2 separate regions of the Homo sapiens genome follow, and region 1 is linked to region 2. Evidence: chromatin loops called from intact Hi-C (ENCODE). Cell type or tissue: tibial artery. All regions are shown on one strand. Links, peaks and the distances in the headings refer to the core of each region. The heading gives the core; the rest is flanking DNA. Region 1 has its middle 44 kb from the start of NKILA. Region 2 holds the start of LOC105372694 (a long non-coding RNA gene).

The links. Hi-C counts contacts between places; a loop is a spot of excess contacts. Peaks named below come from ENCODE experiments on the same cell type or tissue, not always from the same donor. Only the 100,000 strongest peaks of a DNase experiment are listed, where the experiment ranks them.
Region 1: it touches region 2 in a loop (2.2-fold over the local background); 3 of 110 quality-filtered maps call a loop at or near these places.

The regions. Positions count from the first base shown.
Region 1 is chr20:57,746,453-57,761,345 of GRCh38, forward strand. No RefSeq gene overlaps it. Among named protein-coding and RNA genes, the nearest start is that of NKILA, 44 kb to the left of the region's middle. RefSeq lists enhancers at 1,221-2,080, 2,081-2,938. In tibial artery, for the core only: no CTCF peak of the experiment used is centred there; a DNase peak (open chromatin) is centred at 7,519.
Region 2 is chr20:58,173,857-58,188,749 of GRCh38, forward strand. It overlaps LOC105372694 (a long non-coding RNA gene), which reads right to left and starts at 5,823. Exons shown (of 3, transcript XR_936926.3): 1 at 5,736-5,823; 2 at 5,492-5,600. RefSeq lists an enhancer at 1,831-2,331 and a silencer at 5,926-5,985. In tibial artery, for the core only: a CTCF peak has its summit at 5,871 (motif pointing left); no DNase peak of the experiment used is centred there; H3K4me3 peaks cover 1,137 bases; H3K27ac peaks cover 3,941 bases.

The DNA of each region.
Region 1 (14,893 bases), core at 4,253-12,252, 430 kb before region 2:
AAGGAGATGCGGGCAGGGGGAGGGTGTCGTGCGGGCAAAGGACAGGGCATCCCGTACGCACAAGTCAGCTGCTGGTGTTCACAGGGCTTTGCTTTCACTCTGTAATGCCTGCCCCCTCTGGGGATGTCTTGGATCTCCCACTTGAACATGGAGGCAGTGACTGTCCATCCTGACCTCTCAGTGTTAAGACTCTGGGAAGTATCATTATCTCTTCATATTTATAGCCCCTAGAACTGTCCCTGGTATGCAGTAGGCACTTAATAATCATTAAATAACTGAATGAATGAATGTACGAATAAATGAATACCTATGTGAAAGGAGCCATTCTGCTGTCTTGTCCTTTGGGAAGGGCAGAGATTTGAAGCTGGGTGGGGACTTGGGGGCTCCTCCTACCTTTGCCTGATGGGCTCATGATCTGCTGGGCGAGACCACTCAGGCCAACTCTTAAAGCCCAGAGCCCCTCGGGATCTGCTCTAGTTCTACCAAGGGGTTTCACCCTCCCTGGTACTGGGCTCTGGGTGGACCAGAAGGTCTGTGTACTCCCAGAGGGGCCAGCAGAGTGGCCTGTGAATGACCTCTCCCCCACCCCCACCCCAGCCAGGACTGTTTACTCCTAATACATTAGATTTCCAGATGGGAATCATTTGGGCAATCGTGCACTTTTATATCCTTGAAAGGAAAAGAGAAAATGGCAATGCTTCCCTTTCTGCCCTTCCCCTCAAGGTCTGCCAGGATGACATCAGACCCCCAACCTCACCAGGGGGCTTCCTCACCAGGGGTTGGCGGGGACCAGAGGGGCAGAGCTTTGAGGGAGGCCGGAGAGAGGGCCTGCCCCTTCCCCTGCTTCCCAAAAAGGAAATCATGAACTTGGAAATGTTGGAAGCATGTCCTCTGTTAACCTTCTGCACACCTCAGTCGTCTGCACTTCACCGTCATACTTTCTGCCATGTCTGGCTGCCACTCATACTATTTCTTCGCTTTTTTCTTTAAGATAAGTTAACAAAGTTTTTATATAGCATTAAAAATGTTTTCATTATGGAAAATTTTAAATACATACAAAAGTGGCCTGAATAATATAATGTAATCTAATCTAATACAATATACTCATAATATATAATGTATGTATTATATATAACATGTCATATTAAATGTTGCAATATAAGATACAATATTTGAAATGATATGTAATATACCCATCACTTCGCTTCAAAAAGTGTCCACTCGTGGCTGATCTTGTTTCTTCCATGTCTTCACTCGCTCCTCCACTGCAGATTACTCTGAGGCATACCCCAGAAATCATGTCTTTGCATCCACAAATATTTCAGTATCTCTCTCCCTCTGAAATGTTCGACTAACTTACAAAACTTAATTTGTCTTAAAAGTGAACTCTGTATCACTACCCTAAGAGGAAATCTGGGTAACTTTCCAAAACTAGATGGAAAAATAAACACCGCGAAAGTAAAATAGTGTTACCCATGTCTACGTGAGCGTGAGCCTGCTCTCTTGGTTCAAAAAAGGAATCCAAGTGCTCAGGGAGTGTTGAGGACAAGTTGGCACCCAACTGAGACTTTCTCCTTCACAGATAATTAGGAAGGGTGAAAGACAATTGGGAGGGGAAAACTTTCTCTCTGTTTGGTTCGTTGTTACCTGATACTGAACCATAACCTCACTCCTACCGGCACGTCTGCCCGGGGTGCCGGCCACTCCTGGGTGCCACAGCTGCAAGCATAGGCACCCACGGGCAGGGCTGGCTTTCAGGGACGTGCTGCTGCTGGTGCAGGAGGCCCGCCTGGGTTCAGATCCTGGCGTAGCCCTTCCTGAGTATGTGAGCTTGGGCACACAGCAAACTCCCCGGCCTCAGTTTCCTCATCAGGGAAATGGGGGCAGGAGTAGTGGTACCACGCATGGCTGTTGTGAGGCTCACGAGATATTCCAAGTATAGAGTTTAGAACGGAGCGTGACAGAGCAAAATCTCAATGAATGGCAGCTGGTGGTGGTGTTGTTTTTATTGTTATTATTACTAGCAGCTAAGTAGACATCCCGATTTCTTCCAAAGTGTCCCCTCAACAGTGGAGCTGGAGTTACCTTTTCTCCCTGGTCTTCCTGGTGGGGGCTAAGTCTTGCCCTTTCTCCTGCCCCAGGCATTTTGGTTTCTGAATTCCTGGAACTTTGCACCGCAGCATCGGGGCTCTCATGATCCCCTGAGCCACTTAGCCTGCCAGCCTGTGAGTCACCTCTGTCTACTGGGGAAAACCAAGCGGCCCAGAAAAAAAAATTCCAGACTCCCATGGGCGTCCCCAGCTGCCTGCTGCCGGGATGAGCAGCGCCACCGCCACCCCCATCCCTGCCAGACAGCTGGGCAGGCTGCCAGGTCCGCGGCTCACACCCAGGATGGCAGCAGACAGCTCCACTGGGCTGGGCTCTGCGTGTGTGTGCGTGTGTGTGTGCGCGCGCGTGTGTGTGCACGCGTGCGCCGCGTTCTTTCCCCTCTGCTGGCCTGGGTTGTTTCGCTCTGGGCTGCGCATTCATTTTTAGATTCCGGCCTCCTCCCTCCCCGCCATCTCCCGCTTCTATTCTTAGAAAGCAAACTGGGGTGTGCTTGGGCTTCGCAGGGAAGTCAGACAGAAGTTTGCCCACGTGCTCCGGCCGCCTGAGATATGGAGTTAATTAAAAAGGAGGCTTTGAGCGGCAGGTTCATTGGCCGGAAACGCAGCTGGCGGGGGCCAGGGCGAGCCTGGGGTGCCCGGCCCCCCTGCTCTAGGTGGACTTGGGGAGCTGAGTGGAGGCTCTGCCCAGCCCAGCTCCCAGGGCCTGAGAGGGCAAGGCTCTTGGGAGGGCCTGCCCTGCCTGGATGGGTTGGGGTGGCCGTGAGTGTTGGTTAAATATGAACTCTTCAAGCATGTTGAGCTGCTGAGAGATTTTTAATTAGATAAATAAATTGTAAAGGGTTTGGAGGAGGGTTGCCTTCAGGAAGCTGAGCTGGCTGAAATGTGCTGTCTGCGGAAGGAAGCCGACCTTCCTCAATGCCAGCCTGGCAGTGCAAGGGCAGGAAGGCAGGGAGAGAGGAGAGGAGGGAGGGAGGGGTGAAGGGAGAGAGATGGGAGGAGGAGGAGGGTCTGGGGGTACTGGAGTGTCTCAGTGTCAGAGGCGTTGGAACCAGAGCGACTCCATCTTGAGTGAGGGCTGGAAAATGAGGCCGAGACCTGCTGGGCTGCGTTCCCAGAAAGTCAGGCATTCTGAGCCTCTAGATGTTTATGGTTAAGGAACAAATTAATAATGTTTACTAAACAGACCCAGACTTGGGAGTGTCCAGATATCCTGATATCTGGAGAACAAAGGCATTCCTAATTTTACTTTAAAGATAATAATATCGATTCTTGTAAAATACAGTAATTAAGAAAACTAATCCTTTATCACAAACCCTCGTAGCAGAGCACATCTGCCCATATATACAAGCATTGTACCTAGGGTGGACGCGTTCCTCCTCTTACTTTCGGGAATGTCCTCCTCTGTCTGTGGAGTAGCTGTCCTTTCACCACTTGACTTTCTTAGTAAATTTGCTTTTACTTTGCACTGTGGACTCACCCTTTCTTGCGCAACTGCGATCCAAGAACCTTCACTTGGGGTCTGGATGGGGACCGCTTTCCTGTAACAGCAGAAGAGAGTGAGCAGCTGGAAGGAAATGTGCCTGAAGAGAGGGGGAGTGCCTGGTTGAAGGAACCAGCCTGAATGGGTTCAAAATCCTGGCTCTGAATTTTCCAGTTGTGTAACCTTGGTCACAGCACTTAACCTCTCTGTGTGCCCATTTGCTTATCTGTGAAATGGGCACGTTTATCATAATGGTGCCCCTCTTTAACTTAAGACAAAGGGCTTCAGCAGCATCTGGCACAAAGCAGGGATTATGAAGTCACCCAAATTTATGTCTGCAGCAGGGAACAGAGGAAAAACAGAGGCAAGGACCCTATGGTGTTTAGAGACAATGGTTACCCCTCTCTGTCTTAGCCCAGCAAATCCCAGCGGCATTGCACGTAGGAAGGGGAGGCAGCCCTATCAGGACTTAATCTTCTTGGAGAAGAAGCAGGTGAGACCAAGAGGGTTCCTTCTCTGGGGCTGATCCTCCATTGACTGAAAGAGATACAACATTCTCTGAGAGCTCAGAAGCCTTCTCCTCCAGGAAACATTCCCTGACAGCCAGCTCCGTGCAGTGGCTCCCTCCTCTCCCCTTACCATACATCGTACTGTAGGACAGTGTCTCTCTCTTATTTAAAGTTGTGTGTTTTCTTACTTAAGACATTTTCACAAGTATTGTGCCAACACATTCTCATTATAAAAAATTAAAAATTTCAGAAGCCTGAGGAATAAAATGAAGAGGTCTTATCCCTCATTCTACACCCTTCTCAACAGTTTGATATGTAACTACTCCTTATATGCCATTTTATTTTGTGCATACATGTGATTGTAGTATACATATTAGGTAAACCAAGTGAGCTTCAAAATAATGTCTTGATATCACTTCATGATGGTGCTTATTATAACTTATTGTTTTATTTTTAATTTTTATAAAGATTTTCCTCAAACCTATGGTATAGACATACAGTAAAAAAAAAAACTGTGCAAAAGGATAAAAAGTGAAAATGAAGTGTCTTGACAATGCTGCCATTTCTCTTCCCCAGAAGCAAGCCTGCTGCCGATTTCTCATGCATCCTCCTGGAGCTGGTCTGTGCACATACAGGCACGTGTTGTGTCTCCACCCCCCCTTTCTCTGTGCACGTTAGTAGCAGCACATACTATCTATGCTGCCCAGCTCCTAGCTTATTTTCACTTAACTCTGCATCTTGGGAGATCATTCCTCATCAATACAAAGCACAGCAGCCTACTTTTTGATGGCTCCCTAGTATTCCTTTGTACAGTTGGGCCATAAGTTATTTAACAGCCTAGTGCTGGGTGTGGGGATTTCCAAGCACATCACCACATCCTTTGACATTCCTCCCCTGGAAACTTAAGGTCTATATTCTCTCCCTTGAGTGTGGGTGGGCTTGTGACTGCTTCAGCTAACACAGCATGGTGGAACTGAGTCCATCTGGTTCCCTGGTAGGTGGCAAATGGCCAGAGAGCTTCTGCCTTGTCTGCTGGGCCACTCTGAGCTCGCCATGCTGTAAGGAAGCCCAAGCCACACAGAGGATTTCTGTGGAGGTGCTCTGTTCCTCAGTACTGGCGGGGGCCAGCCTACCAGGTTCCCCGAGCACAGGCACCAGACGTGTGCGTGAAGAGGCCTCCAGAAGAGTCTTTGGCTGTTTGAATCATCTCAGCTGAGAGCCTGAACACTGTGAAACAGAGACAAGCTTGTGTTCTGTCTGAGTTTCCTATGCATAAAATTGCTAGCAAAATAAAATGAGTGTCTGAAGCAGCTGAGCTTTGGATACTTTGTTACCCAGCAGTGCATGATCAGATCAACGGGCTTTAGCGTGTCCTTGTCCACTTTACTAACTGGCCTGCCTTGTCTGTGATTCTTTAGAATAGGGATTATCTATTGATTCTTTTAAAATTGAGGTGAAATTCACATAACAAAATTAGCCACTTTAAAGTGAGCTACTCAGTAGCATTTAGTGCGTTTACAATGTTGTGCAACCACCACCTCTATCTAGTCCCAAAGCACTGCATCCCCCTAAAAGGAAACCGTAGTCACGAAGAAGTTGCTCCCCATTGTCCCCTGTGCCAGCCCCTGGCAACGGCAAATTGACTTTCTGTCTCTACCATTTTGCTTGTTAGGAACACTTTGTATCAACGGGATCTTGCATTGTGTGGTTTTTTTGTGCCTGGCTTCTTTCACTTGGCACAATTTTTTTTTTTTTTTTGAGATGGAGTATCGTTCTGTCGCCCAGGTTGGAGTGCAGTGGCACGATCTCAGCTCACTGCAAGCTCTGCCTCCTGGGTTCCCGCCATTCTCCTGCCTCAGCCTCTCCGAGTAGCTGGGACTACAGGCACCCGCCACCACACCCGGCTAATTTTTTTTTTTTTGTATTTTTAGTAGAGACGGGGTTTCACTGTGGTCTCGATCTCCTGACCTCGTGATCCGCCCGCCTCGGCCTCCCAAAGTGCTGGGATTACAAGCATGAGCCACCGCCCCCAGCCTCTTGCACAGTGTTTTGAGGTTCGTCCATATTGTAATATCTATTAATACTTTTTTTTTTTTTTTTTTTTTTTTTGAGATGAGGTCTCATTCTGTCACCCAGGCTGGAGTGCAGTGACCTGATCACGGCTCCCTATAGCCCCGACCTCCTGGGCTCAAATGATCCTCCCACCTCAGCTTCTGGAGTAGCTGGGACCACAGGTGCTTGCCACCATGCCCTGCTAATTTTTGTGTTTTTTTGTAGAGATGGGGTTTTACCATGTTGCTCAGGCTGGTCTCAAACTTCTGGGCTCAAATGATCCACCCGCATCAGAGTGTCTCCCAAAGTGCTGGGATTTACAGGCATGAGCCACTGTGTCCAGCTAATACTACATTTCCTTTTGTGGCTGTGAATAATATTTAATTATATGGATATACCATAGTTTGTTTATTCATTCGCTGATGAACATTTGGGTTGTCTTCACCTTTTGGTTACTGTGAATAATGCTGCTATGAACATTTATATGCACATATTTGAGTACTTGCCTTCATTCTTTTGAGCCTATACCCAGGAGTGGAATTGCTAGATCATATAGTGATTCTATATTTAACTTTTTGAGGAATCACTAAACTGTTTTCCACAGTGGCCGAACCATTTTCTATTTCCACCAGCAATGTAGCGAATTCCAATTTCTCCATTTCCTCACCAATACTTGGTATTGTCCTCTAAAAAAAGATCCTAGCTGTTCTAGCGGGTGTGAGGTGGTATCTCATGGTGGTTTTGATTTGCATTTCCCTAATGGCTAATGATGCTGAGCATCTCTTCCTGTGCTTGTTGGCTGTCTGTATATCGACTTTGGAGAGCGTATTGATTTTGCATTCCTGGTGCCTCCTGCAGGGCCTGGTGCGGACCCAGTGCTCCAGACGGCTCTGCTGAGTAAAGAACAGGAGAATAAACAAGTTGTGTTCCCCTGCCGTGGTCCACGCTGGGCTCCTTGTGGACATACCTGTCTCGTGAGGCAGTGAGACCCCTTTGACATTCCAGGCTGGGTGAGTCTTACCTCTGCCTTGTTCCCTTTTATCCTGACTCTATGATTGAGCTAGAAGCCTGCTTTGCTTGCTGATGCCCAGGCCACAGCCCAGAGCTCTGCCAACACTGCTGAGCCCCACCTGGGTCAATTGTGATTCAGTCTGGGGACTGTTGAGAACAAGAGGGAAAATTTCCTCCTCGCTCCTAGGAGGGTGGACTGGAGCTGGGGGCCCACTTGGGCTCAACGGAGCTTGGGGCTGCCTGAGAGAGAATTGGTGTGTCCCCTCCCTCTGTGCTGCTCTCAGGCAGTGTGGGAGCCCTCAGCTGCTGCGGGGGGCTGTGCCTTGAGAGGTGAGAGTGGGGATGAAGGAGAGGAGGAGCAGGAGAGAGCAGTTCTCGGGTGGTAAATGCCAGGGCTCTTTGCCAGAGGGCGGGCTCAGGAATGAAGAGGAGGCCCCAGGAGCCAGATGGCTTGAGCTGCCGCATCTATTTTTAAAGTACTTTTTAATTGAGGTCTAGAGTAAAATTAATTAATCGTATTTGTACAGCTTGATGAATTTTTCCATATGTGTACACCTGTGTAACCATCTCCCAGAACCCCGGGAGACTCCTGCACCACCATTCCCTGGCAATGACCCCTCCCAAGAAAACCACCATTCTGACTGCAATCACCCATCACTATCAGTGAGTTTAGCCTGTTCTTGAATCTCATACAAATGGAACCATGTTCTGGGCACTCTTTTGTTTTTAGCTTTTTTTGTTCAATGTCATGTTTTTGAGATTCATCCACGTCATGGCAGCACTGCCTGTGCTCGCTCCTTTCCCTCCCTCCATCCCTCTTTCCTTCCTTCCTCCCTCCCTCCCTCCTTCCTGCCTCCCTCCCTCCTCCCTCCCTCCTTCTTTCCTTCCTTCTTCTCTCCCTCCCTTCCTGCCTTCCTCCCTTCATCCCTTTCCTCCTTCCTTCCTTCCTTCTTCCTTCTTTCCTTCCCTTCTTTCACTCTGTCACCCAGGGTGAGTGCAGTGGTGTGATCTCGGCTCACTGCGACTTCCACCTCCCACGTTCAAGCAATTCTCCAGCCTCAGCCTCCTGAGTAGCTGGGATTACAGGCGTGTGCCACCACACCCGGCTAATTTTTAGTATTTTCAGTAGAGATGGGGTGTCACCGTGTTGGCCAGGCTGGTCTCAAACTCCTGACCTCAGTTGATCCACCCTCCTTGGCCTCCCAAAGTGCCGGGATTACAGGTGTGAGCCACTGCGCCCAGCCCTTCCTTCACTTCTTCCTTCCCTCTTCCTTCTCTCCTTCCTTCCTGTCCTTCCTCCTTTTTTTTTCCTTCTTTTGCTCCTCTTATTGCTCTACAGCAGTGGGTCTCACTGGGAGGATTCTGCCCTCTGGGGACACCTTACAATGCCTGGAGACATGTTTGGTTGTCATAACTGGGAAGGGGTTGCTCCTGGCAGGTAGTGGGTAGAGGCCAGGGATGCTGCCAAACATTTTATACTGCCCAGCCCTCCCAAAAAAGAATTCTCCATCCCTGAACATCCGCAGTGCCGAGGTCATGAAGCCCTACTCTACAGTATCTCATTGTAGGGATAAACTACAATTTATTTATCCCACCTGTCGTTGATAGACATTTGGGTTGTTTCTAGCAATTACAAATAGTGCTGCTGCGAGCACCCTCGTATGTATCTCTGAGTGCCTCTGTGTGCATTTCTCGTGGGTACGCTCCTGGGAGTGGAATTGTTGGCAGGCATATGTTTCACTTCAGCAGATCCTGCCAAGCAGTTCCCCAAAGTGGTCATGCCATTTTAATTCCCACCCTTATGTGACTGTTCCAGTTACTCTGCTTTCTAGTCAACTCTTGGTATCGTCTGTCTTTCTAATTTTAGCCATGGGTGGGTGCGCTCCGTGTATTTTTCAAATGTGCAAGCCTCTTGTCCCAGACCCCTGAGTCCTCACACAGTGTTGCGGATGTGTGTCATTTTTTGGCTGCCCGGAGTCTGAGCTCTTCCCTGACGTTTGGAGAATCCCCTACATTATAAATCTTGGTGGGAGGTAGAGTTTCCACATTCAATCCCTATAGATCAGATACTCACTTTCCCAGCCTCCTTTGCAACTAAATTGTGGTTATTTATTCCCCATGACATGGCTAGGGGGTAGATCCTAATCTTAGCTTCAGCTCAGCAATGCTCAGTGAGGTGAGGTTGTCTGTTTGGGATTACATACTGGTAGGTGGTGGGGGCTGGCAATGGACCTAGGGCTGTCTGCCTCCAAATCTGGTGCTAAACATCAGGATCAGGGCCTCGGCAGTCCCACTGTACATCTCTCTCTTGCTTGTTTAGCTGTGGGTTTCCCCTTTGGGGCTATCAGGGGACTGATCTAAATTTATGCCTTCAAACCCAATACTGCATATGCTTACTGGATGAATTAGTGAATGTTCCTGGTCTTGGGATATCTTCACAGGTGTTTGGTCTCTCACTCTTTATTACATTAGAACAGATTGTAAGTCCTTGAGGTCAGGCCCTAAGTTTGTCTTCTTCAGTGACACAGCCCCAGGGCTTACCACAGTGCCTGGCACAGAGGAGTTGCTCAAAAAACCTTTGCTAAGTGAAGGAAATAAACAGTTTAGCAACCTACATGGAAATAGAAACTCTGAACAAGAAGATTTAAATGAGAAAAAGAAACTTATTTTCTGAAATAACCAGAAGTCCAGAGAGAGGGAAGGCTTCAGTCCTGCTGCGATAGAGGCTCTGGTTCCATTTTAGCTGCAAGTCTCTCGGCTCTGCCCTGCTTCATGCGTTGGCTTTGTTCTCAAGCTGGCATCCCTCACATCATAAGATGCTGCCAGCAGCAGCAGGCGTTCTTGTTCCTCTCTAAGGGGAGAAGGAGAAAACCTCTCCTCCAACCATGGAACCCAAGTCCCCCTTTGCTTAGGGCTGACTATGTTAATTTATGTCACATGCCCATCACTGAAACAGAAATAGTTGCCCAGTGATTGCTATGAGCTGGTGGGCTAAACTGAACCAACTTCTGGCAAGGGAAATAGGATTACCACAACTGGCTTAGGTAGATTACTGAGGGACTCTCCCAGTTACTATATCTAGGGAGGGGCTCAGCTTTTCCCCAGTTACAGCAGTGGCAGGGGTCCTAGGCACCAAAACAAAATTAAGGTTCTATTGAGAAAGAAGAAAGGGCAACAGTTACTACTAGGCAGCCAAGAGGGTCCACTGTGTTACTCTTTACACGAAGTCTCTTGTTAACATGGTAAGAATAAACTCCACAGCCATTTATTCAATCAACCAACTGAAAACCTATACTAGTTATCTAGTGCTATGTAACAAATTTCCCTAAAGCTTAGTGGCTTAAAACCTCATGTGGTTGCAGTCTAGATGTGGGCTGGGATTGTAATCATTTGAGGCCAGAATCTGCTTGCAAGATGGCCCACTCACACGGCTGTCGGCAAGAGGACTCAATTCCTTGCCACATGGCCCTCTCTGCAGGGCTGCTTGAGTGTCCTCACAAGATGGCGGTATCTTACTCAAGTGCCAGTGATCTAAGAGAAAGGGCTCAGAAGAAGCTGAAATGTCTTTTGTGTGCTAGTTACTTCTGCTATATTCTGTTTGTTAGAAGTAAGTCACAAAGTCCAGCCCACACTCAAGGGAAGGAAATGAAGCACTATCTCTTAATGAGAGGAGAATTTGTAGACGTATTTCAAAACTTCTATGGGAGCCATCATCTCTCAGCTCTTTCCATGTGAAAGCATAGAGAACAGGCCTCCTCCTACAAATTCTCTACTCTTGGCTCTGGCACCCACATCCCATCTTCATACAAGCCTGGAACTTTCTCTGAGTCAAGGGGCTTTCTGCCAAAGGTTATCTCTGCTGGATTAGAGAGCAGACACCTTGGTGTCCTCCATGGGGATTTTCCTGGTGACTTCCTAGATGAGTTTGCCAAAAGGCCAGATCCTAGTAGATAACTCTTGCAGGGAAGCTCGGGAGAAATTCTTTACTGAAGCGCCTACCTTGTGCCAGGTAATTTGCATGTATTTCTCTCATTGATCCTTGCACTGTCCCCTGAGAGAGGGAGGACCTTTGTCATTGTCACTGAAGGAAGCTGGGAAACAGATGAGATGGCTCACCCCAGGTCACCTGGTATGTGTGATGCCAAACCCGACTTTTCTGCCCCACATCAATCCTGTGTGGGAGAGGTTTCTGTTTAAGGAAATATCTTGAATCTTGAGTCTTGTTGATTCAAACCAGCTTGGTTATGTTTTAGACTTCAGGGGCCCCTTGAAGAGATGGGACAGGAACAGGCTGCACAGGAACCACTTTTACATATTTAGAAGTTGACAATAATTAATATTTGCTAAGGATGTTTGCTGTACTTGGCACCATGCTATGTCTTTTCTGCCTTGTCTTATCTCTTCTGCACATCAGTAATATTGTAAGGTAAGGATTTCTACAATCCCCTTGCCAAAGATGAAGAAAAGAAGTCTCAAAGACGTTACATAATGTGCCTAAGACCTGGCTGCTACTGAGTAGCCATGCTGGGATTTCTATCCAGTTTGCCTTGACTCCAGCCCCAGTGCTCCTGACCACTGTCTTATGAGCAGCCCAGTGAACACTGAGGCTCCAGCACACAGTCTACTGTCCCAAGGCAGCTTCCACATCCTTCAGCAAGAGCTTTGGCTTGGTGCTGATTGGTGGCATTAGCAGGATGTGGATGGAGGGAAAATGATGGGGAGAGGCCTTTGCTTGTCAGCTTGTAGATGCTCAATTAGCTCCCAGGCACACAGAAAAGGCCCCGCTTCCCAAATCACATCTATATTCATGATGGGGCCGACAGGCTGCAGGGGCAAATTGCACATTCTTCCTTCTGATTTTTCATTTATTTCCTGGTGATATATTTCATCTTGGCAAAAAGCAGGGGTTCCGAGCTCACGCAGAGAGGCAGGCATGCCATAGCTGGACTGGGCATCAGAAACTCTCCTGCACTCTGTGAACGACTAAAGGAAGCGTAGCAAGCAATGCCCAGTGCTGTGATTTGTCTATTTTGGGAGGTTGCAGGGCCTGAAGGTGCTTCGAGGTCATCTTCATGTCTTCATTCTCCATTGATGCTAGTGACCACCACATCTCTACCTCTCCAGCCCAAACCTCTTCCCTGAACTCTAGACCAGCACTGTCCCCATAGAATCTTTGTGATAATGAAAATGTTCATTCTCCTCTAATACTGCAGCCACTGGCCACAGGTGGCTACTGAGCCCTTGAAATGTGGCAAGTGCAACTGTGGGACTGAATGTGTCATTTTATATAATATTAATTCATTTAAATGTAAATCTAAACAGCTGCATGTGTCTAGTGGCTACTATATTTGACACCGTCATTCTAGGCCTTTATTTCCTTTATTACCTTGCATTTGAGTGAGCTCCCCAGAGGCAAGGATACACGTGGAAGCCATTTATAAGGGTAGCACTTCCAGAACAAACAGGGTAGGAAGGGAGGCAGCAAGACAGAGGCAGAAACCAAGGCAGGTGCAGAGGTGCAATTTCAGGGCAAGCCCAGCCCTGGCCTCATCCTCTGGAGTCTGGAGTATCAATTATGCCTCTGAAATAGTTCTGTTTGGAGTTGGGGGAGTTGGGTGTTCATGGTCTCTTGGCCAATCAATGGCTACAACTTGCCCCAGGGTAGGGGAACATAAACTTTCAAGCACTCCTGGCTTCCTTCGTGTCTGGTAGGAACAGCTTCAGCTGTCCATGGGAAGTCCTGTAGGAGTTCTACAGGTGCATGGTGTTGGGAGAGTGGCCAGAAACGGGGTAAGAGGTCCCGGGGATTGAGCAGATCACTGGCAATGTCCCCTCCGTCACTCCCATGTATCCCCTCACATTGGAAGGCCCACAGCCCTGTAAACTCAGCACGTCCAAATGTAGACTCATCTGTATTCTTTTTTTTATTTTGTTCTGTCTCACTCTGCCACCCAGACTGGAGTGCAGTGGCGCGATCTCAGCTCACTGCAGCCTCCTTCTCCTGGGTTCAAGTGATTATCCTGCCTCAGCCTCCCGAGTAGCTGGGATTACAGGTGCACATCACCTTGTCCAGCTAATTTTTGTATTTTTAGTAGAGACAGGGTCTCACCATGTTGACCAGGCTGGCCTCGAACTCCTGACCTCAAATGATCCACCTGCCTCTGCTTCCCAAAGTGCTGGGATTACAGGCATGAGCCACTGCACCAGCCCCTCATCTGTATTCATTTCTGATTGCTGGTGTAACCAATCACCACAAAGCGAGTGGTTTAAAGCAATAGAGATTTCTCATCTTACAGCTCTGTAGACCACTGGTCTTGCTGGGCTAAAATCAAGCTGTCAGCAGGGCTGCATTCCTTTCTGGGATCTCCAGGGGAGAATCAGTCTCCTTGCCTTTGCCAGCTTCTAGAGGCCCCTGCATCCCTTTTCTCATGGCCCCTGTTTTTGTCAGAGCCAGTAATGCCCAGTGGGTCCTTATCACGTTGCCTTTCTCTGATCCTTTTCCTTGTTTCGTCTGTCTCTGACCCAGCTAAGAAAGGTTCCTCCACTTTTAAGGCCTTATATGACTAGGTTGGGCCACCTGCATGGGCCAGACCATTCTTCATCTCAAGGCCTACACCCTTCGTCACATCTGCAAAGTCTCTTCTCTCACGGAAGGCACACAGCTTCTGAGAATTGAGGTGTAGGCATCTTTGAGGGGCATTATTCTGCCTGTCACATTCTCTAAGCTCCCAGAACGGTGTCTACTCTCAAGTTCTCTTTCTTGGTGAATGGTCCCCTCCATTGCCTTCATGGTGTTTAAGCTAGAAACCAATTCCAGTCATCCCACAATCAATACACCCCCAAATCCTATTAATTCTACCTATTGATGGTCCTTAAATCAATGCACTTTTCTAGATCCTAACTGCCTCTACCCTGGTCTTGCCTGAATGTCTGTAACATCCTCCTAACTGATCCTGCCACCTTTCAATCTTTCCTTTAAACAGCATCCAGAGGGACCTATATCAAGTGAACATCAGGGTGTATCTGTCAGGCTGGGTTACGCAGCAGTAACAAACAATCCCCACATTGCAGTAACTTAACACAACAAAGGGGTGTTTCTCACACACGCTGCCTGTCAATGCTAGTCAGCAGGGGCTTCTGTTCCTTGCAGTAACTCAAAGACAAAGTCTGACAGAATCTCCATCTGAACTCATGTTTCCACCATCACAGCAGTGGGAAGGGAGAGTGGCACCAGCTCTTAAGATTGTGTCTGGAAGTCACATGGTACTTCTGCTCCCAAGTGATTGGCCAAAGCAAGTCACATGACCATGCCTAACATCAAAGGAGGTGAGGAAGTAAAACCTCCCCACAAGTCTAGAAGATGGAGAGGCTGAATATTTGGTTATCAGGCTAATGGTTGCCATGTTGGGTATGTCCTTCAATGGTACCTGGCTGGCTGGTAAATGGAATCTTAATTCCTCCATGTGACCCACAATTCCCTCTGGACCTGGCCCTTTCTTGCCTCTCCAGCCCCACCTCATGCACCCTGTCTGGCTCCTGCCACCCTGGCCTCACAGTGTAGATGCCCAGCCCTGCAGCTCAACTATCCTCTCTGCACCAAGCTCCCTCTGGTCCTTTGGCCCCAGGTTTCGGAGCCCTGGACTGAACAGCATGTCGAGCCTTTTGGGTCCTCATCAACTTTCCTTGAAGCTTCTGCCTCCAGCCCTGGGTTGGGATAAACCTGCCAGGGAAGG
Region 2 (14,893 bases), core at 2,477-10,476:
CACCTCAAAAAACATGACTGTTGTCAACTCTGGGTGATGTGCGTGAAATTATTCTTTTACATATTTTTCCCAATTTCTGATACACATATTGGAATATATTTTACCCACTGCACGGGTGAAATTCAACACAGTGCAGGGCCAGGACAGGCCCTTGAGGCACCGGTTTGCCGCGGTAGATCTCCATCATCCACGGTGCCCATCGGGTCACCTGGTCGTCACTCCACCGGCGGTCCCCACCCGGGAGACCTGCTTATCTCTCCCAGCCTCGGGAAAACTGCTCTGGTGGGATCAGAGATAAAAATAAATCTGCAGAATGTTGGGCCAGACACGAAAGAGAACAGGCTGTATGATTCCATTTATATAAAGTGCAGAAACAGACAAATCTGATCAATGCTACAGAAGCCAGGATGGTGGGGTCGTTGTGCGGTGGTGGTTGGGAGGGGCATGAAGGGGGTTGTGCTGGTCACTTCCTGTTTCTGAATCTGGATGCCGGCGGCACAGATGTGTTCAGTTTGTGAACGCTCCTGGGGCTGCACAATCGCGCATGCACTGTCCTGTATTACTTCGGCTTTAGAGAAGTTTTTAAAGAAATAATAAATGCATAAATCCATCAGATACATTGAATTTCCTGCCAAGCCTTTGAAATAGAGGCCCAGGCCTTGGCTTCAGGTTGCAAGACACCCGAGAGTTGAGTTTGTGGGATGTTGTACAGACGTGGGTCTCAAAGGCTTATTATAACTTTTTTTATGCAAACAGAAATTACCCCAGCACATCTGGAGACCAAGCTCCTAAAGCGGGTGTGAGTGCAGCTTGTCACTGTACCTTCGCAGCACGAGGAGAGGAGAGTTCGAAACCACAAAGCTCCTTCCTTTCTTTCAGGAGAAAGAAAATGGAGGATGGGAACGTCATCAGCCCAGACCAAAGCTGTTCTCAGGCTTAGAATCAGGGAAGGAACGTAATTGCAGAGGGCACACGCTCCTCTAATTTTTTGGAAAGAATCTGAACGCACTGGTGTGTTATTGAGTCCCTGGGGAAGCTGCTGCCCCTCCCCATACCCTCACTCCCTCCACAAGTTCACAGACACCTCGGAGGGAGCCCAGGAAAGGCTGTGAAAGGACCGCACCCAGAGTTGCCTTCCAGAGCCCCTGCTCCCCTCCCAGGCCAGCATACCGAGCCCTCTGAAGGGATCCCACAGCAGCAGCCCAGAAGTCCACATTTTCATGGAGTTTGTCCACATCCACAGCAAACAGCAGGCAGGCCGGGGATTATATAAGCTAATTACCCCATTCCTTCCCCTCAGTGCAGAAAAGGTCAGGTCCCCACAGCCAGCGGGCAGGCTCAGAGCACAAGTACAGCCCCCACCTCCATCCCCCGCCCCAGGGTGTGGGAGGAGAAAGGAGAGAAGGAAAAGAGGGAGGGAGGGAGGGACAGAGACAGAAAGAGAGGAGAAGGGAAAGAAAAACAGACAAGTAGAGGCAAAAACAAGGGAGAGAGAGAGACAGAAAGGCAGGCAGGCAGAAAAAGAAAAGAAAGGGAGGAAGACATTGAAAGGACAGGAAGACAGAGTGAGCGAGAAACGGGGAACAGGAGGGGATGGGAGGGAAGAAGATTTTCCTTTTTCCTTCCTTTTCTTTCTCTGAACTTCAGCACAGGGAGAATCTGCATTCCCAGGACAGGAGCACCTCCCCCAGCAGCCCTAGTGTGCGCTGAGCAACTGGGCAGAACCAGACTGCATGGGTTCAAGTCCCCACTGGCCACCCGCAGCCACTGCATCCCATTATCCCAGGTGAACGGTTTCCTCTTGAGTGATCAGGGCCTCGTCTGTGTCCTCCCTGTAGTGTGGAGAGGACATGGATGGACTCTGCGTTTATGCCCCGGCAGGCACGCACCATAGGGGCTGTGCCTTGGAGCTTGGAATAGGGATTCCTCCAACAGCAGCCATCACTTGAGAAGGGGCCACAGCTCCATCTACCCAGGAGAGGGCCAGATTATGCCCATACTGCAGGTTAGCATCTGTCCCATAGAGAAGGGTCCTGGTGTGGTCACTTGTTCTGTCCCTGGGTGACGGGATGGACAAGGGGGATGGTGGTGATAGTCCCCATGTTAGTCACCAGCTGGGAGCTGGCTTGGGTTCAGGTCTCACTTCCATCACTAACTTAGGCCGGGCTGGGGCACCAGGTCCTGGCTTGGCTTGCGCCCTGAGTAGAGCTGGTCCTGACAGCGGAGACCCTGTGCCCAAGTCCCCCCTGGGAAGTCAGTGTCCCCATAAGGGCAGTTGAGTCCAATGTGCAGAGGCCCTGAAGGAGGTGATCGTACTTCTATCCCTGGTCCCCCACTCTCCAGCCATGAGTGTTGGGCAGCCCCTGATGGGGCCCTGACCTATAAAATGGGGGTCTCATAGCTGACTTCAAAAGACCCTGGGGGGACCCACTCAGATGACTCACAGGGTGGGTTCTCGCAGTGGCTGCCAGCTGTCCCCACCATTACCCTTGGAGACCACAGGCCCAATCTGAGGAGCCTCTTACGAGAGGGGGTCATGAGTCTGGGGCTTACTGGGGCTCTCGAGATACTCATTCCCCACTTTCTTCCAACCCCCTAGAAGCGCCTCCAGCCCCCATGCCCCTGGGCTGATGAGAAATTCAGTTCCAGCCAAATGGAGGCTGCTGTTACGCCCGCACCTTCTCAAAGCCCCAGAGGCCTAGCATGGAGCCAAACTCTTGGGGAAGCCCCGAACTCTCAGTTCACAATGGTCAGTCATCACTTACAAGAACAGCAAGGGCAACTATTTATTGAGCACTTCTTTTATGCCAGGCATTGCTCTAAGTGCTTTATGTGTTTAAATAATCCTGACTGCAGATTACAGAGGGGCACCATTCCTATCGCAGATGAGGCTCGCCTAAGGCCACCAGCAAAGTGATTCAGCCTACTTCAAACCCTGAGGTGTGGCTCTGGTCCCTAGGCTCTTGATATACATAGACCCTAAGGGTCTCTTGAGGGCAGAGGCCAAGAGGTGGAGGCAGAGGGGCTTTGGAGAAGCAGGGGCCTGGGCATCCAGGGTCTAGCCTGGCAGGAATTCCTGGCAGCCCTACCAATGCAGACTCTGCCATCTGCCCAGGAAGCTGTGAGACTGGGCTGTGGCCCCCCCAGCCCTAGGACCCCCTCCCAGCTTGGTGGCTGTTTTTCTCACTATCTCAGCCATGCCCCCCACAAGGCATCTTCCTTTTGAAAATAAAAACCAGGAGTGGGCAATTTCAGTCCCCCACTCCATACCACAAAACCCTGATGAAGGAGTTCCACTGCCTTCTGGGAAGAGGAGAAAGGAAACACACACACACACACACAAGAGCAAGTCACAAATTAACATCACAGCACATGAGGTAGGCACACCTGCATTTCTGCAGACACGCCTGGGCTCAGGAGACTGCCAAGCCCCAACCAGCCTGTGTCCTGCAGGGATGTATATCCCACTTCCAGCAACAGTAGGGCCCTGACATTTAATCCTGAGGAGGTGACCCCCACTGGCATCTCTGAACTGGGCCTTGACAAATAGCAGTCACTTCTGAATCCATTCCCCCAAAAGGTCACCAGCCAGACGCCAACAAAAAACCCAGCCATCGCTGTCACATGCCGTCAGTCTTCCCCCACCCCCACCTTCTCCCCCATCTGTCTGGCTTGTGGAATCCTGTTCTGGCAGGAAGGTACTAGCCAAGACCCCCACCTGCCAGGGCCTGTCACCCTCCTGACTCCCAGAATTCCCTCCTTCCCCCTCACCAAGTGGGGGATTCTCAAGCCTCTGTCCTCACCCCGGGGAGGACCACCAGGGTAGTGGGCCCAAACCCTCCCCTGCTGCCTGGGGTCAGACACAACGGGCTTGCCTTGAAGCAGAGGGGCCAAGGGTCCTTCCCTACACCTGGAGAAACCAAAGCCCCATGACCAAGTGTTGGCCCCATACCCTGGGAAAGAAAACCCTCTGTGAAAGTACAGCAATCCCAGCTCCCTCCCTAGTCTGGGCCCTAATCCACCCCAGATACTTCCTCAGTTTGCAACAAAAATCGCTAAGCAGCTCTCACAGGTCTCATCTCCTTCACCAAAGCAGTCCGCCGAGCCTCAGCCACCACTACCATGTGGCGCCACGCACAGGGTGCAGGCTGAGAGGTGTGGCTTCTCCACGGATCAACTCGAATCAGCCTCTCAGTCATCGGCTGCATCTTCATCCCAGAAACCGCCCTTGACCAAGCATCCTGCCAGGAGCTCCCTTTAGCTACATTTTCCCAACTAACGTGTCCAAGTGTGCTTTTATCTGAAAGCCTTACTTTTTTATGGTTTTCTTTTCAAATTATGAAAATTAATGCATATTTACCTACTGTAGAAAATGAGTGAGACATAAAACACACAAAGAGGAAAGTAGGGTTCCCCTGCCAGACTTGGCCGGGACTGAGAAAGTGAACTGCCCTCTGTGGGAGTGACTCTTGAAAGCCTTGGGATGTGCTCCTGGCTTCCCCAAACATGCCCACATTCCATAATATCTAGTTTCCATCTTAAGCCACTGTCCTGGGAGGAATCCAGGCCCCCATCACTTATTCACTCCCTCATTCCAGACCTGGGTTCGAATCCTAGCAGCCCCGTGACCACCTCCCCGGCTTCCTCATCACAATATGGGGCTGTTGCAAGGATTTGATGAAGTTCACCCCACAAAGCCCTTTCCACAACGTCTGCCTACAGTAAGTGCTCAAGAAACAGCACCAATGAATGTTAACATCACCACCATCACAGTGGTATCAAGGGTCTCTGCTTAACAGAGGCATGGTCTGAAGTGAGGATTTGAGGGCAGGTAGTTTATAGGGGAGGTGGTCCCAGGAAGTCCAAGGAGTAGGCAGGTGAGACTGAGGAGGCTAATCAAGGTGTCATCAAGGCCAGCTGCCACATGGGCCCCAGAGGAGAGGTGCTGGACACCCTCAGGGTTATCTCACCTGTGGGGCAAGGGAGCTGGGGTATTTATCCTCCGTTCCCACCATCACTGGCTGGGGGCTGCTCTTGGGGGAACTTAGCTTCCTGGGATGTGGGTCCAGACTGGAATGGTGAGTACAGGGAACTGGGCAGAACCAGTGCAGGTGCTGTTCAGTGCTGGATCTGTGCTTGGAGGTGGGGACACAGACAATTCAGGTTCTAGGCTCTCCAGGGACTCCCCCTGGAGACTGGAAGGTGGACCTAGGAGTGGAGACTCATATTGCTGCAGCCATTCACAAAATGCTTCCTCTTCTCTCCGTATTTCTCCCTCACTCTTCATTGCCACAAACAGGACAGGGGCCCCAGGGGCAGGGTCATGCACTCCGCCCTGGCTCCTGGTCACGCTCCCACCTCGGCAACCCCCCGGAGTTCAGTGGAGACCCTGCATCCTGGGTCCACACCAGCCTTGTTCACAAGACAAGGTGACAGAGGCCATGCGTTCAGATGTGGAGCAGGGAGACTTGAGTATGACTCGACCTTTTACCTGATGGTCCCGGGACTTCGGGAGGAGATCTGCCCTGCTGAGCCTCTGCTTCTACATCTGCAAAGTGAGACTTACAGGCTTGGCCGCCTCTTTAGGCTGCGTGAAGAATCTGGAGATACAGGGAACATTCAACACACACTGAGTGCCTGGGTCTGCTCATGGTTTCCCAATTCAGATCCAAGAAAAGCACGCTGCTGCCCCGCAAGACCAGAACACAGAGCCCCTCCCTCCCCAGGAGCCGGACCTGAGCAGCAGGGGGTTAAAGAGCAGTACCCGGGCTGTCCCCGGGTCAGGGTCGTTTGCACGAAGGCAGAGCCGCGGAAGAGGGAAGGAAATGCCCCGGGTCCCAGGCGGGGCCTCGAGCGTGCCCACGCCGCCCCCTGCTGGCCACGCCTGGAGTTGCAGGAACCGGGCGCCGGGCGGGACCTCAGCTGCGGGCTCCGCGCTGCTCCCGCGCCGCGTGGGTGAAGCGCCCTCCCCGGCCACGCACTGGGGTCTCACAGGGGCCAGGCTGAAAAACAATGCACGCCTTAAAGGCGGGAGGCTGGCCTGGCGCAGGCTGAGGAACACTGATGAACGACCTCCTGCAAAGGATTGTCCCCAGAGGACAGGGCTAGGGGGAAGCAGGACGGCGCAGCGTCTACACCCCCGCGCGTGGGTGGCCCCCGGAACTGCCCACACCCCTGGCTCCCGGGTCAGCCGGTCACTGCCAGATGCACCACCCCCACCGCCACAGCCAGGAGAGGGGATGACATGGGGTGGGAAATTCAAGGGAGAGCCCAAAAAATCGTTCTTCAAAATAAATCGTATTTTGAAAATTCAAAATCAATGCAAGCATATCCAAGAACAAAATATCAAAACTGTAAATGAAGTCAGGATCAGTAGTACTGATTTGTCCTTTTGCCTAGGGCTGCAATACGGCTAGGCCCAGCGCTGTTATTTATCTGTCATTATTTAAAGCTTTGATATTAAGCCAGTCGAGGTGGCCCACACTTGTAGTCCCAGCACTTTGGGAGGCTGAGCGGGGAGGATCACTTGAGGCCAGGAGTGGGAGACCAGCCTGGGCAACATGGTGAGACCCCATCTCTACAAAAAATACAAAAATTAGCCAGGTGTGGTGGCCCACGGTTGTGGTCCCAGCTACTCAGAAGGCTAAGCAGGAGGATCACCTGAGTCCAGAGAGGTAAGGCTGCAGTGAGCTGTGATCACACCGCCACTGCCCTCCAGTCTGAGTAACACAGTGTCTCAAAAAAAAAAAAAAAAAAGAAAAAAGAAAAAAAAAGCTTTAATATTTTGTATATCATGAATTTTTTTGCATTGATTTTGATTTTTTCAAAGTCACACTAAAATATCCTCTATCTTGATTACAGGGTTTTGGGAGTTGTGCTTTTTTAGCATTTCCTTAAATTTTGCACCCAAGGCGATGGCATCACCTGCCTCACCCTAGCCGTGGTCCCTCCCTCCTGCTTCTTTCTGTGGTCTCTCCCCAGGGGCTCTGGATCTCTTAACTCCTCAGGCCTCCCCACCAGGCAAGGTTCACCACCCCTCCTTCCAGCAGCCTCTAGAAGGTGGAACGGGCAAGGAAACGGATTCTACGCTAGAGCCTCCCGAGGAGAACACAGCTGGCCGGCACCTGGATTTTAGCCCAGGAGACTGTGACGGATGCTGACCTCCAGAGCTGTGGGGTAGCACAATTGTGTTGCCTTACACTCTGAAATTTGTGACAGCAGCCACAGTGCCCTCCAGGATGCTTTTTTTTTTTTTTTTTTTTTTTTTTTTTTTTTTTTTTCTGAAATGGAGTCTCGCTCTGTTGCCTAGGCTGGAGTGCAGTGGCGTGATCTCAGCTCACTACAACCTCCGCCTACAGGGTTCAAGTGATTCTCCGGCCTCAGCCTCCCAAGTAGCTGGGATTACGGGCACCCACTACCACGCCCGGCTAATTTTTGTATTTTTAGTAGAGACGGGTTTCACCATGTTGGCCAGGCTGGTCTCGAACTCCTGAGCTCAGGTGATCCACCAGCCTCAGCCTCCCAACGTGCTGGGATTATAGGCATGAGCCACTGTGTCCGGCACCAGCATGCTTTAAGGAGTCGTGGGACCCCTGGAGATGACACAGGAGAGAGAGAGCGGGTCAGGGGAGAAGGTTGGCCTCACTCACACACCACTGACCCTGGATCAGTCTCCTTGGGCTGCCATAACAAACGATCAGAGACTAGGGGGCTTAAAACAGCACAGATTGACTCTCATAGTCTGGAGGCAGAAGTCAAAAGTCAAGGTGTCAGCCGGGCCACGCTCCTTCCAAAGCCTCCAAGGTAGGATCCTTTCTGCCTCTTCCAGTTTCTGGTGGCTCCAGGCTTTCCTGCAGTGGCTTGTGGCTACATCACTCCCAAACCTGCCTCTGTAGTCACATCAAACTCTCCTCCTCTGACTCCAATCTCCCTCTGCCTCCCTGTTCTGACACTTGAGATGGCATGACTGCTTACTCTACCTTAGCTGGACCTCATCTTCAAGGGACTACAGAAAAGAACAGGACCCCTGGGTCTTACCAGCTGAGACTGCTGGAGCTCAGAGGCAGTGCTCTCTCAAATAGGCTGGGGAGCTTCATGACTACCCCCAGCTCCTCTCACCTGTCCTTCCTCTGCCAATGGAAAACAAAAAGAACTGACCGAGCTGGCCAAAGGAGTTTGGACCATAGGGGATCTTTGGAAGGGTGTAGGGTCTTGCTCTCTCTTGGCACTCCCTTCTCCTTGTGAGATCTTTTCCTCTTTAGCTGGAATGAGGAATGCAGCGTTCCACTGCCCATCTAGACGGCTTGCTAGGGTCAAAATATAGAAAATAAAAAGGGGAGATTATCTGCCCTCACCCAGATGATGCTGGATAAATTCCCCATCCCAAGAGCCTTGTTTTAATCATTCATGAAAATACCTTTTTTTCCCAAATAAGGTCACATTTACAGGTTCCAGGGATTGGGACCTGATATCTTTGGGGCCCATTTCTCAGCTTCCCAGGGGCCCTGTGACATGCCAGCTGCTCTCTGGGACAGGCGAGGGACAGCCGTTTAAGAGCTCAGCTGCCAGACAGACCTGAGTGCCCCCGCCAGCTCTACCCTCACTTACTGGGACCCTTGAGACAAGTGACATCGACTCTTTGAGCCTCAATTTCCTCCCTTCTACAGTGGGGAGCTGGTCATGTCTTATGAACAGTCTTTGGCACCAGAGAGACACTGTGTCAATGCTAGTGCTGATGACATGATCTCTAGCTGGGGAATCCTGACTGGTGTTGGTCAGACTGCCCTGACCACTCTTTGTGCTGCCCATAGTGAGCTCTGTGGCCTTGAACAAATGGCCTTACATCTCTGAGCCTCAGTTGCCTGGTCTGTGAAATGGGGGAATGGCCGTGCCCATCTGACATGTTCATTGGAAGGATTAGATGAGATGGTGCATGTAGAAAGCTTGGCTCCTTGCAGTGGCTGCCTCCACCTGCCTGTGCCCACTGCCTGCAGGAGGAAGCCAGGGGACGTGGCGGGAGTGCTGGTACCCGGGCCTCCTGTCCTTCTCGGAGGGCTTGGCTGCCCCAGCTCCCTGCAACCTCAGGTGCCGCTGCATCGTTCAAACACGAGGTGTGTCACATTTTTACATGGTCAGCTGTCATTTCATGTCATTTCTGGTGACAGGAGCTAACCTCCCAGGACACCTCACTCATGCTCAGTGGTTTATGATCCCCACAGATGGAATTACAGCTTTATTATGGATAAATGGCCACATATAATCCCATATTTTATTTTTATTTATTATTGCTAATTATATGGGCAAACCCTTGTGACTTAGGGGAACACATAAATTATCTCTAAATCATTCCTGCAGAGTTGATTTCCAAAGAAAGGAGAGTTAACAGGCCTATCTGGGCTGGAGGGCGATGTTATATATATATATATATATATATGTTTTACATATAAATGTATATTTACATAGACGTACCTCATACATATCCATACATGTCAGATATGTATCATATTTATTTTTTTCCCACCACCTTCAGTCTCCCAGGATTTGGGGGTCATATTTTCAAAGGAAGACTGTGAAGGACAATTTGAAGGCAATCTGAATTGTTAACCTGGTGAAGCCACAGTCCTCTTATTCACCTGAACACTCATCTAGGTATTGCTGTGATGGTGTTTGGTAGATGTGATTAAAGCCCATGATGTCAAGTAAAGGAGACTATCCGGGATGTCCCAGGTGGACCTGATCCAATCCATCAGTGGAAAGGATTTAGAACTGGGCTGAGGCTCCCTGCAGAAGAAGAAATTCCTCCTGTGACAGTGGCCTGAGAGGTGCTTGAGAGACCCAACCTGTCCTCACCGTCTCTCCATGGATTCCGAACTTGCCTGGCCAGGCCCCACAGTCACCTAAACCAACTCCTCCCAATAAATCCCTCAATATCTTCCTCCTGCTTGTTTATTCTCTGGTTGAATCCTGACTGATACAAGGACCACAGAGAATTACTCCTCATGAAACATGGCCAAGATGCTAATGCTCTAAGAGCTGGCACAAAACACCTTAAACGGAATTGTTGGAGTCCTCGGGACCCATACACCCTGGGAGTCCAGGGCAGCCACAGAGAGACTCCAGAGGCCGGCAACATACTGAAATGCCCTCAGGAGCCTTTAGTCCACCCTCTCCGGGGAAAACAAGGCTCAGAAAGGGTGCATTACCACCTTGAGACCACCCAGGGACACCCAGGCTGCCTGTAGCAGCTCCCATTCCCCAGTGACTGCTCCAAAGCACCCTCCCTAAGCTGGTGATTATACTGTTAGTGGCTTGAAACAATAGCCTCATGCTTTGTGTGTCAGAAACCTGGGCAGGGCTCAGCTGGGATGGTTCATCTCTGCTCCACACGGTGTCAGCTGGGGTGACTCAGTTAGGGCTAAAGGATCCGAGATGGCTTCACTCTCATGCCTGGTGTCATGGCTGGCGGGGCTGGAAAACTGGGAGCTGGCTGGGCACCCCTCTCTCTCTCCCTGCCCCACAATGACCTCCCAACTATTCCTCTTTCCATCAGAGTTGTCAGATCTCTTTACATGCCACCTCTAAGAACCCAAAAGAGTAAAGGCAGAAGCTACCAGGCCTCTCACTGCCTAGCCCAAGACTGGAGTAGTATCAGACAAATCCCAGGCCAGCCCAGAATTAAGGGGAGAGGAAATAGACTCCTCTTCCAATGGGAAGAGTGGCATGTACACACAGGGACAGGAGGAATTGTTGGTAGCTGTGGGAGGCTACATAATGCCCCCCAAAATGTCTAGGTCCAAATCCCTGTTCCCTGTGAATATGTCACCTTATGTAGCAAAACGGACTTCACAGATGTGCTTAAGAACCCTGAGATGGAGAGATGATCTGGGTTATCCAGCTGGGTCCTGAATGTTCAAGGGTCTTAACAAGAAGGAGGCAGAGAGAGATCTCACTACAGAAGGAAGAAGGCAATGTGACAATGGAAGCAGAGAGAGGCTGGAGGATGCTGCTCTGCTGGCCTGGAAGATGGAAGAAGGGGCCACGAGCCAAGGAGTACAGGTGGCCTTTGGAAGCTAGAAAAGACAAAGAATCGATTCTCCCCCAGAGCCTCCAGAAGGGATGCAGCCCTGCAGCCACCTTCATTTCATTCATGAAACCATTTAGGCCTTCTGGCCTCTAGAACGGGAAGAAAATAAAATATGTGTGCTTTAAGAGACTGAACTGTGGCCATGTGTTACAGCAGCTGCAGGAGGTGAATGCAGCTGCCGTCTCTGCAGACAATCACCATGGGGACTTTCGACCTCCTTGACCACAATGCCCTCAATGCCTGGCACAGGGTGCTCAATACTTATGTGGGTTGGGGAGAGCCAGCTTCACACCCCCCAGGGCTCTCTCTCCTCCCCATCAGGCTCAGACACAGAAGGCCAGCTGCCTGGAGCTCTCTGCCACACAAACCCTCCCCTCAGAAGGGACACACCCACCTATCCGTCTCTTGGGCCAGGCCTCCTTCACTTCTTCCTCCCCACCTCCTCCTCCCTACCTTCCTGGACCCAGGCCTCTCCATTCACCCCTGGGGCAAGCAAAGCCCCAGGCCTCCTCACCTCCAAGTCTTGCCTCTCCCTGGAGAGGGACAAGACCTCTCACTTCCCATCTGATTCCGCCTCATTCTAAGGAACCCATGTTTCTCCAGCCAACAAAAAGCAGAAGCTTTGGAGTAGCACAGGCCTCGGATGGAATCCTGCCTCTGAGATGGGCTTGTTGTGTGAGTATGAGTGAGAGGCTGGATTTCTCAAGCCTCAGTTTGCCATCCCAAAGGTGACCACCTCCCTTGTACTTCCCATGTGTCTGCATGTGCATCCACGTATGTGTGCACACCTATGTGTGCGTGTGTGCATGTATGCCTGTGTGTGTGTTTGCACCTGTGTGTATATGTGTGTGTGTATTTGGGCTGGGGAGTATTAAACTAGATGAGGTGTGGTGAGCAGCTGGTGCACGGCTGTGCAGTGGGCATCTCAGGTGTGGTACATCAACAGCAGCTCCTCTGACCTCTGTCTCTAAAGCCAGCTCTTCCCACACTCTTCCCAAGCTCAGCACATAGAAGTTTGCTAAGGCTGGGAAACTAGAAGTTATCTCACACCCCACACCCTTCTGGCAAGCAAATCCTCATCAGTTCTGTCTCAAATCTCTCCAGAATCCACAAGCTTCTCACCTGCTCAGAGCCCCAAGAGGAGGGTCCGGGCCACCCCACCAGGCAAGCTGCCCAGACCAGCAGAAGTACGGGCCAGAGACAGGGTGTCTAGAGGGGCCGTGGAGGAGGGAGAAGGTCAGTGTCAAGGGGCAGCCTCAGGGACAACAGCTCCCCTCACCACCCATCTCCCAAGAAAGCCCTAAAAACGAGGGCTCTGCATCCAGGCAGGGTGGGATCCAAGAGGTGGTGAAGGGAGAACTAAGAGGATGTCTGAGGGCCAGACATGGTGGCTCATGCCTGTAATCCCAGCACTTTGGGAGGCCAAGATGAAAGGATCATTTGAGGCCAGGAGTTCAAGACCAGCCTGGGCTACAAAGCAAGACTCCATCTCTACAAAAATAAAAATAAAAGAGGGTGGCTGGACAGCAGATGGCAACCAGTTCAGAAAGTTATGGAACTTTTTCATGAAGCCAAAGATCTATTGAGTCACTGATGTGTTGGATAGCGTGGAGGTCTCTGGGTAACCGGTGAAAAGTTGAAGTTGAATGAATCAGAAGGACACTTAAAAAAAAAATAAAAAAACTAAGCAAGCAAGTAATGTTGCAGTTATTAACCCCAGGGAAAACAAAGCTGGGTAGAAAAGCAAGAATTTCATAGTTTATGACATGGTCCAGGACATTTACAAAGTAATAATATTGGAAACATGGAATATTGATCTAGGCAACTTTATCTTATGTCATATGGCTCAGAAAGGAGGGTGGACTTGTGTGGCGAGCACGTGTGTAAGGAAAGAGAGGGAAGCCCTTGTTTCTGAGGAAGGAAGTCCACGGGCAATGCCTGCAGCTGCTCCATCCAGACGGAGCAGGCCAAGCATGTGGTTTAGGTGCAAAGAAAAAAATGGCTGAGATAATCAAGTCAAAGTGTGGGATCTCCCTGGTCAGGCAGGTGCAATGGATACCACCTTTTTTTTCCCTAACAACCTTTATGGAAATATTTGGCTCTAAGCATAGTAATGACTTTGATTAAAACATAAATTTGAAAATAAGAGTCCCATTTGGTTCTAAATGGTATTTCATTTAAACTGTGCCAGCACATGGTAAGCACAGAATAAATTAATGAATATTCCATCCAAATCCCTCCTCCCACGCAAAGGCCAACCTGGGCTCTGGGAGAGTGGAAGGGGGCACGGCCACGCTTGGGCCAGCCCCTCTAGTCCACGCTTTCTCATCCTTCCCACGCTGGAGCCAGGTGACATTGGTGAGGGGAAGGCCGGAGCAGCCCACCCTCATGTTGGTGGTGGTGGTCAGCCCCACAGTTTTTCAGTCATTCCAGCTAGTGGCATCTTGCCACACCCCTGACACACATGCTTCTGTGCCGCACTGCAAGGATTCCTGGTAGGGTGAAATCCCCGATCCCATTGACCTTTCATGACCCAACTCTGGGGGCATGCAAGATGAGTGAGCTCCATTCCCCTTTCTCAGGACCATGAGCATCGAGGGGTGGTGATATTGGTCATACCAGGACATTTCTCCCCAGCACTCTCACCTCCACAAGGGAAGAGAGCCAAATAAACGTCCAACTAGGGAAAGAGAAGTCAGCCTCCCATTTTTTTCAGACGTCCCCAACCTTCCTGGGCTTCTCCTGAGTTGGTCTTTTTTCTGTAGGAGGAGGAGAACCTATTGAAATTGAATCCCCCAGGGGAAAAAAATGGTATTGAAGCCCTTTACATTACAAAGTTTGTCATAAAATCAGATGTCCTCAAAAATATTTTAACAACATGGCTGGGCGCAGTGGTTCATGCCTGTAATCCCAACCCTTTGGGAGACCGAGGCGGGCAGATCACCCGAGGTCAGGAGCTCGAGACCAGCCTGGCCAACATGGTGAAACCCCATCTCTACTGAAAACACAATAATTAGCCAGGCGTGGTGGCTCACACCTGTAGTCCCAGCTACTCAGGAGGCTGAGGCAGGAGAATTGCTTGAACCCAGGAGGCAGAAGTTGTAGTGAGCTGAGATTGCACCACTGCACTCCAGCCTGAGTGATAAAGCGAGATTCTGTCCCAAAAAATAAAATAAAATATGTTAACAACAAAGTTGTGCTTGAGGAAGGCATATTATCTTAAAAAGGAGAAGGGTGTTTCAATAAATGCTACTTTGGGAGGCTTGCCTTGATGTCATCAACAAGAAAGGAGAAAGCAGCCCATTGATTTTGTTATTATCTGGAGGTATCTTCGCATAGCAATTATTGCTTCTCATTGTAAACAGGTGTGTTAGGCAGAAGGCTAAGGTGAGCCCATGATTCCTGCCTCTGATGTCAGTACCTTTGTATGGCCCTTTCCCTGGAATGTGAATGGAATCTGTGACTTGCTTCTAACTGATGGACCGAGGCCAAGGTGAGGGCTATCGTGCCCGTGATTATGTTAAATTATATGGCAAAGGTGAAGGAATTTTGCAGATATCATTAAGGTCCCTAATCGGTTGACTTAAAGTTACTTGAAAGGGAGATTATCCCTTGTGGGCCTGACCCACTCTGGTGAGTTCTCTAAAAGAAGGTGAGAAGTGAGAGCCTCTCTCTTGTCCCTCTCTCTGTCTCTTTCCTGCTGGCCTCGTAGAAGCAGCAAGCTGCCCTGGAGTGGATTCTACAGCCACAGGGAAATGGATTCTGTCAACAGCTTGAGGGCGCTTGGGAGCAAAGTCTTCCCTCCAGATG